Regions from separate parts of the Homo sapiens genome. Here region 2 is linked to region 1. Evidence: chromatin contacts called from ENCODE Hi-C or POLR2A ChIA-PET data. All regions are on one chromosome and are shown on one strand. The core of a region is the stretch at or near the end of the contact, and the rest is flanking DNA. Distances in the headings are between cores, read along the strand shown. Region 1 overlaps JMJD1C (jumonji domain containing 1C). Region 2 overlaps REEP3 (receptor accessory protein 3).

Evidence for each region. Hi-C counts contacts between places; a loop is a spot of excess contacts on that map. ChIA-PET counts read pairs that join two places held with the same protein, here RNA polymerase II (POLR2A). Pooled maps may share reads with other maps.
Region 2: a map of endothelial cell of hepatic sinusoid shows a loop between it and region 1 (9-fold over the local background). The contact joins two enhancer-like sites. A Hi-C loop is called at or near these places in 66 of 168 maps with a recorded cell type or tissue (A673, B cell, CD4-positive, alpha-beta T cell and 43 more), 36 of 37 single-sample maps with no recorded cell type and 47 of 50 pooled maps. POLR2A ChIA-PET finds 5 or more read pairs at or near these places in 11 of 52 experiments (A549, B cell, CD4-positive, alpha-beta T cell and 8 more).

The regions. Positions count from the first base shown.
Region 1 is chr10:63,203,783-63,208,795 of GRCh38, reverse strand. It overlaps JMJD1C (jumonji domain containing 1C), which reads left to right. Exons shown (of 26, transcript NM_032776.3): 10 at 1-2,201. Among named protein-coding and RNA genes, the nearest start is that of NRBF2, 73 kb to the right of the region's middle. RefSeq lists a silencer at 2,221-2,421. Within about 2 kb of position 1,250, at least 18 of the 41 ENCODE cell types and tissues checked have a DNase peak (open chromatin) inside an H3K27ac peak, as active enhancers do; they include A673, dorsolateral prefrontal cortex, heart right ventricle and 1 more, where a contact is called at or near this core.
Region 2 is chr10:63,611,326-63,616,065 of GRCh38, reverse strand. The region is part of intron 6 of REEP3 (receptor accessory protein 3); the gene reads right to left. LOC105378329 (a long non-coding RNA gene) reads left to right here. Exons shown (of 4, transcript XR_001747467.3): 2 at 1,374-1,489. Among named protein-coding and RNA genes, the nearest start is that of REEP3, 92 kb to the right of the region's middle. Within about 2 kb of position 1,650, at least 6 of the 41 ENCODE cell types and tissues checked have a DNase peak (open chromatin) inside an H3K27ac peak, as active enhancers do; they include A673, dorsolateral prefrontal cortex, heart right ventricle and 1 more, where a contact is called at or near this core.

The DNA of each region.
Region 1 (5,013 bases), core at 1-2,500:
AGAAAGAAAAGCTTTTATGGAACCATTACGGTCTGTTGCATCCACATCAGCCAAAAATGACCTGGATCTAAATAGGTCACAGACTGGAAAAGATTGTCACTTACATAGGCATTTTGTGGATCCAGTATTAAATCAGTTACAGAGGCCACCCCAGGAGACTGGAGAGAGGTTAAACAAATACAAAGAGGAACACCGTCGAATTCTTCAAGAAAGTATTGATGTTGCTCCCTTTACAACTAAAATCAAGGGACTTGAGGGTGAGAGAGAGAATTATTCCAGAGTGGCATCATCATCTTCCAGTCCTAAAAGCCATATCATCAAACAAGATATGGATGTAGAACGCTCAGTATCAGATCTTTATAAAATGAAGCACTCAGTGCCTCAGAGTTTACCCCAAAGTAACTATTTCACTACATTGTCTAATAGTGTGGTCAATGAACCACCAAGATCATACCCATCCAAAGAAGTTTCAAATATTTACGGTGATAAACAGAGTAATGCCCTTGCAGCGGCAGCAGCTAATCCTCAAACTCTGACTTCATTTATAACATCTCTTTCAAAGCCTCCACCTTTGATTAAACACCAACCAGAAAGTGAAGGTTTAGTAGGCAAGATACCAGAACATCTTCCACATCAGATTGCATCTCACTCAGTAACAACCTTCAGAAATGATTGTAGGAGTCCTACCCATTTGACAGTTTCTTCTACAAATACACTCCGCAGTATGCCTGCATTACATAGAGCACCAGTATTTCACCCACCAATCCATCACAGCCTGGAAAGAAAGGAAGGCAGCTATAGTAGTCTTTCCCCTCCAACTTTAACTCCGGTGATGCCAGTAAATGCTGGTGGTAAAGTTCAAGAATCACAGAAGCCTCCAACTCTAATACCCGAACCAAAAGACTCCCAGGCAAATTTTAAGAGTTCTTCAGAACAGAGTTTGACGGAGATGTGGAGACCTAATAATAACCTCAGCAAAGAGAAAACTGAATGGCATGTGGAGAAAAGCAGCGGAAAGTTACAGGCTGCTATGGCATCTGTCATTGTGCGTCCATCTTCTAGTACAAAAACTGATAGTATGCCAGCAATGCAGTTAGCTTCTAAAGATCGTGTTAGTGAAAGATCTTCAGCTGGGGCACATAAAACAGATTGCCTCAAACTAGCAGAAGCCGGAGAAACTGGAAGAATCATTTTGCCAAATGTGAATTCAGACAGTGTTCACACAAAATCTGAAAAAAACTTTCAGGCTGTCTCACAGGGCAGTGTTCCCAGTTCAGTCATGTCTGCTGTAAATACGATGTGTAATACCAAAACGGATGTAATCACATCTGCTGCCGATACTACCAGTGTTTCCAGCTGGGGTGGTTCAGAAGTAATTTCCTCTTTATCAAATACCATTTTGGCCTCTACATCATCAGAATGTGTATCTTCAAAAAGTGTCAGTCAGCCAGTGGCTCAAAAACAAGAATGCAAGGTCAGCACCACAGCACCAGTTACATTAGCCAGTAGTAAGACAGGAAGTGTTGTTCAACCCAGTTCTGGGTTCTCAGGCACAACTGATTTTATCCATTTAAAAAAGCACAAGGCAGCATTGGCTGCAGCTCAGTATAAAAGTAGTAATGCCAGTGAGACTGAACCTAATGCTATAAAAAATCAGACACTTTCAGCCTCCCTTCCTCTGGATAGCACTGTAATCTGTAGTACAATTAACAAAGCAAACTCTGTAGGAAATGGGCAAGCTTCCCAGACAAGTCAACCAAACTACCATACTAAACTGAAAAAGGCCTGGCTCACCAGACACTCAGAAGAAGATAAAAATACTAATAAAATGGAAAATTCAGGGAATTCTGTATCAGAAATTATTAAGCCATGTTCTGTCAACTTAATAGCCTCTACATCTAGTGATATACAAAATAGTGTAGATAGTAAGATCATAGTTGATAAATATGTAAAAGATGATAAAGTCAACAGGAGAAAAGCCAAAAGAACTTATGAATCTGGCTCTGAAAGTGGAGACTCAGATGAAAGTGAAAGCAAGTCAGAGCAAAGGACTAAAAGACAACCTAAGCCAACTTACAAAAAGAAGCAAAATGATTTGCAAAAGAGAAAAGGTGAAATAGAAGAAGATTTGAAACCCAATGGAGTTCTCAGCAGGAGTGCCAAAGAAAGAAGTAAACTGAAGTTGCAAAGCAACAGTAATAGTAAGTCAGTTACTTTGTTTTATCTCAGGTAAAATGGGCTGAATGTTTTAGCTATACTAGTGTGCTGCTTTAAAGATCAGTGAGCTTAAAGGCATCCTTTGTCTTCATTTGCGTGCCTTAGCTTTATGTATATGCTCATTGATCTCATTTCTACATTTCACAAGTAAGTACCCTTTAAGAGGAAATGAGAGAACACTTATTCCTCTATTTTTAAAAGACTTGTAGAAATATATATCTTACCTGACAGTCATTGTAGGTAATTTGCGTAATTTAACGTGGAATTTAGTAGTTACTCGTAATTTTGGCCATTTCTAAGAATTGTCAAAATGCAGTTATGGCTGTCACACCAAAAGTGGATTTGTAATATCAGCTAAGATATTTACCTCTAACAAGATGTAGTCAGGAAAGAAATTCTGCTCACATACACATATTTTGAGGCAAATTTCTAGAAGATAGTTACAGTTGTCCCTGGGTATACCTGTGGGGGATTGGTTCCAGGACGCCCCCACGGATACCAAAATTCACAGATGTGCACATCCCTTATATAAAATAGCATAGTACAGTCATGTGCTGCATAACAACTTTTCAGTCAGTGACAGAATGCACAGCTGGGCACAGTGGCTCACTCCTGTAATCCCAGCACTTTGGGAAGCTGAGGCAGGAGGATCACTTGAGCTGGCGTGGTTGAAGCTGCAGTGAGCCATGATTGCACCACCGCACTCCAGCCTGGGCAACAGAGCAAGACCATGTCTCAAAAAATAAACAAAAAATGATGGAATGTATATATGACAGTGGTCTCATATAAGATCGTAAGACTGTGTTTTTACTATACCTCTTTCTTTGTTCAGATACGTAAATACTTTGTGTTACAATTATCTACAGTATAAAGTACAGTAAATACTGTACGGGTTTGTAAGCTAGGTTTGTGTAAGTACATGCTATGAAGTTCCTACAGTGAGGAAATTGCCTAATAGTGTATGACTATATTTGCATGTAACCTACACACATCCTCCCATATACTTTAAATCATTTCTAGATTCCTTATAATGCCCAACACAACGCTTACACATCACTTCATTTATGCAGGATTGAACATAGTACTCTGCACATGGCAAATTAAAGTTTTGTTTTTTTGGAACTTTGTAGAATATTTTTTCCCCCAAGTATTTTTGATCCATGGTAGGTTGAACCCATGGGTTTGGAACCCACGGTTATGGAGGGCCAATTTTACTTCAGAGTAATATGAATGTGGACTGTATTTCACTCTTATATCATCTGGTGACAAAATTGGAAGCTTATGGAAATTACTATCTATTTAATGCTGCTCATTCAAACAGTCCTTAACAATAGGTAAAAATTAACATAAGGGGAGGCTTGTGGTTTTGTGTATTCATTTCGATGTTAAAGAATTGCCATATTAATAGCTTCACAACTGATTATATATCCTTTGTGGCAACAGCTGGACAAAATAAGAGATACTTAACAGTAATATTCACTATAAAGTGTTTCTATATCATTTTACTCTAGTAGTAGTTTTTCTCAGTTTGCTTATTTCTTTTTAGGTATGTTGCACAATGCAGAAAGCACTTAGTTTCACTATGTCCGTGTGTTCATCCACATACAATATATGAAATATCTGTGACAATGTGGACACTCAAAGTACTTTCACAAGCACTTGGATGCTTGAAGGCTCCCATTTGTGCCTTTTAACTGAATGAGGTTTTCCCACATGCCTGTGTGGAAACCAGAGGCAAAGTGAAGGAGAGGAAAACAGGAGGATGGAATCATAGAAAAGGACAGTCAGAAAGTGAAAGAACAAAGGACAAACTCAACTAGAGCCAGAGACTGACAGACTGAAATGCAAGCATAGTCAGAAGACAGAGAGGGGGATTAACATCGAAGGATACCTGCCATTTACTTGAATATTGGATTATATACAGTGTTGCTTTTTCTTATGTGTTCCCCTTACTCTCCCTCACTACCCCCATGAATTCATAATAGGCTTAGTGTGAGCAATTTAATTGTTTCTCTTCTGTCTTATATGACATTTCCTTTGGTGTTGGGTGTTCAGATACTTGAGTAAAACTTAAAAAACAAAAACAAAAGATAGGTACCTTCCAGGTTTTAATGCCTAGAAAACTCTTGTGAAGTTAAATTTATGAAATTAAGTGTTAGTGAAATACGTATTCTCTTTTCATCTTGAGACGAATATACATATTCACATGTAAGAGTTCTAAGAAAAGGGCCAGAATGAGTGCCTTTTTTTCCCCCAGGTTGTAATGTTTAGTCAAATCTCCCCTGCTTGGTAACTAGCATGTAGCTTTAGAGAGGCTGTTTTATGACCCATTTGTTCACCAAGTCCAAAGTAATATTAAGTCAATATTAGATGTCATCTATTAATTGTGGACAGAGTTGACTTGCTTTTGTTCTAGGCTACCTAGAAAAGTTTTTTTTTTCTTAAATATTTTTTAGAGACAGTCTCCCTACATTGCCCAGACTGGAGTGCAGTGGATATTCACAGGTGTAACCATAGTGCACAGCAGCCTCCAACTCCTGGGCTCAGGCAATCCTCCTGCCTCAGTCTCCTGAGCACAGAAAAGTTCTTTAAGTTGGGAGTTTTCATAAGTCAGGGAACTTCTAAATATTAATGGATTATCTACTTCATGGATTAAATAATGTCTATTTTCTTTCTATTGTTTAGTAGAATTGTCATCAGTCATGGTCAATCAAAAAGAATGAGTTAGGCTTACACCTAAACTATGTAATATGATTACATACACCGTTATACATGTATAATTATATATTTTATATA
Region 2 (4,740 bases), core at 401-2,900, 410 kb before region 1:
ATGTTTTAAGCAGAAGAGTAACATGATTAGAGTTGGGTTTTGTAAAATATTCTTCTTGCGCTTTGGAAAATGAATCAGAAATGGATAAGGCTGAGGGAAGGGAGCGTAAGTGGGGAGGTTACTGTAGTATAGCAGGTCAGAAATGACAGAGTCCACAGAGAGTGAGGACAGAGCAAGGAGCCAAATTTAGAATTTATTGGGAAATGAAATCCACAAGTTTAGGCTGGGTGTGGTGGCTCATGCCTGTAATCCCAGCACTTTGGGAGGCTGAGTGGGTGAATGACATGAGGCCAGTAGTTTGAGACCAGCCTGGCCAATATGGCAAAACCCCATCTCTACTTAAAAATACAAAACTTAGCTGGGTGTGGTGGCACGTGCCTGTAATCCCAGCTACTCGGGAGGCTGAGGCAGAGAATTGCTTGAACCTGGGAGGTGGAGGCTGCAGTGAGCTGAGATCGCGCCACTGCACTCCAGCCTGGGCGACAGAGTGAGACTCCACCTCAAAAAAAAAAAAAAAGTTTAATTTAGCAATTTATTAAACCAATCCTTGAATCAAAGAGAGAAGAGACACTAGAATCAAGTCAAATATTTTCATTAAAATATACATTTTCTGGCTGGGCTTGGTGACTCATGCCTGTAATCTTAGCACTTTGGGAAGCAGAGGTGGGCAACATACTGATATCCCATCTCCATTAATATATTAAAAAACAAAAACAAAAACAAAAACAAAAAAAACATTTTCTGTTTAACTTAAAACCCGAAAATGAATACCTTATTTTTTCAAAATGAAGAGTATGGCTGATTTACTTCTGATTTTAAGATTAATAGGTTAATTTAAACAACAACAACAAACGAAAAAGCTCACTACTCAGGGCTAAACACTGTTACCATTTTAGTAATACCCTTCCAAACTTTCTCTTATGTATATACATTTAAAAAATTAGGTATATTAATCCATTTCATCATCTACTTATTATTTTTTTTCCCTACAATCTGGATATGTTTTCATATCATTAAGTATAGACTGACATTGTTATGTTTCACAGCTAATAAACCACCTTTTGCTTAATCATTTCTCCTAGGCATTTGGTTCATTCCAATATTTGTTATTATAAACAACGAGATGAACATTCTTGTAAATACATCTTTGAACACTTGTCTGATTATTTCCTTATGACATATTCTTAAAAGTTTCTTGCTGAGCTAAAGGGAATAAATTATGATGATTACTGCCAGATTGTCATCCAAAAGGATTATTCCATTTTAAACTCATAAAAAGTGCCTAAGAGTATTTCTCAACAGGCTTGCTGTGTGGTTTTAAAACATGTCTACAGATTCTCTGACACTCCTCTTCCCTTCCCTTAACATCTCAGAGGCCTTTGTACTTGCCTCAACAAATCGCCACAAAATATGTGATGGAAGTGATGCTGCTTCTAGGACTTCTGCAAGTTTCTCTCGGCACACTGGCCTGGGAGCCTTCAGCTGCCAGGTAAGAAGTCCAACCACCCTTAGAGACCACATGGAGAGAACATAGAGGGAGATGGCTGAGAGGCTCCAACCATTCTAGCCAGCAGCTGCTTGACTCTTTTCAGCTCAGACAGCAGATGTGTGAGCTCTCTTTGAGATTATGACTCTAGCCCAGCTGCTGTCAGACCACAGCTGCAGGAGACCCTGAGCAAGAACTGCTTTGCCAAGTCCAGTCACCCCCAGATCTGTGAGCAAAATAAATGACCATGATTGTTTCAAGCTGCTGTTTTGGGGTGGCTTATTATGCAGCAATAGATAACTAGATAACTGAAACAGTTCCCAACACAGAGCACTGTTAATTAAAAACATTTTTTTTTGGCCAATCTGGCAAACGAAAATTATTATTATTACTATTTTTTGATTATCTGAGGTTGAGAATCTCTTTCATATATTTCTTGACAGTTGTATTCTTTGATAGCATTGACAATAATTGGTTTGTAAGGGTTACTGGATTGTTGAATCTGAACCCTTTGCCTATAACATATAATGGGAATATTTCTGACAGTTTGTAGTTTGTCTTTTTTATGTTTTTTTCCCCCTGTATTAGAGTTTTATGTATTTTTTATGCAGGAAAATCTCAAAAACTATTCCATTATGTTTTCTGGTTTTGATATCATGCTTAAGAAATTTTATCTATCTGAAGATTATAAAAATATTCACAGGGACTTCCTATTATATAGTTTAATTTTTTTATACTTAAATCTTAATCTTTTAAGAATTTATTTTAATCTAAGATTTGAGGCAGAGATATAACTTCATTCTCTACTCCACCTTCTAGCAGTCTAACAGTTATCCTAGCATCACTTATTAAATAATCTGTCTTTCCTCCACCAATTTGAAAGACAGTCTTTCTCATTTGATAAATTTCCATGTACACCTGGGTTTGTGTCTATCTAGACAATCTATTTTTAACTTCTCTTCACCTATTCCGGTCCTAGAACCATACTGCTTTGTTAAAAATACGGTCAAGAGAGAAAGTTTTGATGAAAGTTTTTCCTTAGGGAAGAAAGGCTCAGAATACATACCATTCTGTAGAAAAATTGGAAACTGGGCAGAATTTATACTCTGAACAAGTACCTTTCATAACTGAACAAATATCTTTCTTATACTGCTACCACATACTTCATATTTTTATAAAACTTATTTAATTTCATGATTTGAAATTTAAGAACTAAACAGCAGGTCAATATTTTAAGATATTTCAGTCATAGATATAAAATTTGGTAGGTGGCCAGGCACAGTGGCTCACGCCTGTAATCCCTGCACTTTGGGAAGCTGAAGTGGGCAGATCACAAGGTCAGGAGGTCGAGACCAGCCTGACCAACATGGTGAAACCCCGTCTCTACTAAAAATATAAAAATTAGCCAGGCGTGGTGGTGCACGCCTTTAATCCCAGATACTCAGGAGGCTAAGGCAGGAGAACTGCATGAACTTGGGAGGCGGAGGTTGCAGTGAGCCGAGATCGTGCCACTGCACACCAGCCTCGGTGACAGAGGTAGACTCCATCTCAAAAAGAAAAAAAAAAATTGATAGGTGAGTACCATAAAAATAGTATTACAAATTTTCATATTTATAAACGTGTTTTTATTTACCTAATTAGAATATAATTCTTAGCCAATCCTTGGGTATGATTATGAATAAACTGCTAATAAAGGACTCTGGTCTAAGATAGCTGGTCTAAATCAGCAAAATATAATATATGTAGCAGACTCCAATCAAAATCAATATACCTAATTTTTTTTTTTTTTGAGATGGAGTCTCTCTCTGTCACCCAGGCTGGACTACAGTGGCGCAATCTCGGCTCACTGCAGCCTTTGCCTCCTGGGTTCAAGTGATTCTCTTGCCTCAGCCTCCTGGGTAGCTGGGAATGCAGGCATACACCACCACACCTGGCTAATTTTTGTATTTTTGGTGGAGACAGGGTTTCGCCATGTTGGCCAGGCTGGTCTCGAACTCCTAACCTCAGGGAATCTGCCTGCCTCGGCCTCCCAAAGTTCTGGGATTACAGGTGTGAGCCACTGTGACTGACCACCTAATTTTAAATGCATATTAAGAAATGCCAAGGCCAGGCAGTGTGGCACATGCCTGTAATCCCACACAGCACTCTGGGAGGCCAAGACACACAGACTGCTTGAGCCCAGGAGTTTGAGGCCAGTCTGGGTAACATGGTGAAGCCCCGTCTCTACAAAAAATGGAAAAATTAGCAGGGCATGGTGGTGCACACCTGTAGTCCCAGCTTCTCGGAAGGCTGACACAGAATCACTTGAAACTGGGAGGTCAAAGCTGCAGTGAGCCAAGATCGTACCACCGCACTCCAGCCTGGGTGACAGAGTGAGACCCTGTCTCAAAATAAATAAATTAACAACAAAAACAAACAAAAAAATAAAAATAAAAAAGGAAATGTCTACATTAGGAACTACTTTTACATTATTAATGTACTATTAAGACTGATGGTTCCTCTCTCTCAAAGGCATCACTACCTTAATCAATGGCCAATGCTTGATCATTACCTCTTAGATAATAGTCACAACTTGTAAAGGTATTCATTCTTGGAAGAAAGCTCATTATTTTTTCTTTTTCTTTTTCTTTTTTTTTTTCTGAGAAAGGGTGTTCCTCTGTCACCTAGGCTAGAGTGCAGTGGTGTGATCATGGCTCATTGCAGCCTCAACTTCCTGGGCTCAAGTGATTTTCCCACCTGCCTCCCAAGTAGCTCGGTGAATACCACCATACTCAGCTAATAAAAAAAAAAAAAATTTTTTTTTGCAGAGATATTTTTCCTTTTTTAAGAAGGAACAGTTTTTTTAATTTTTATTTTTCAAATTGATTTTAATTATAAAGATGATTTTCAATCTCTCTCAAAAGAAAACTTCTTTTTTTAATAAAAAGTAAAATAGCCCTGTGCCTTATGGACTTAACACATTAATAAGGAATGTCTTGAAAATCTTTGTTTTCAGCCTTGCCTTTGAATTAAAACTTTCTTATTATATGTGATAAAATGACTAAGGAACCGTGTCTAATTTATATGTATGTTTCTAAGATCATGATAGTTTTTTAAAGTTTTAGAATATATTAACTATGACATGTTCATAATTTATACTAGAATATGCCTACAAGCTAGCTCTTGAACTAGAATATGTAATTTTAACACATTTTCCATGGGAGTAATCTTATTTTCAAATTGAGTCATCTTTTATCACGTGCTTAAAACTTTTA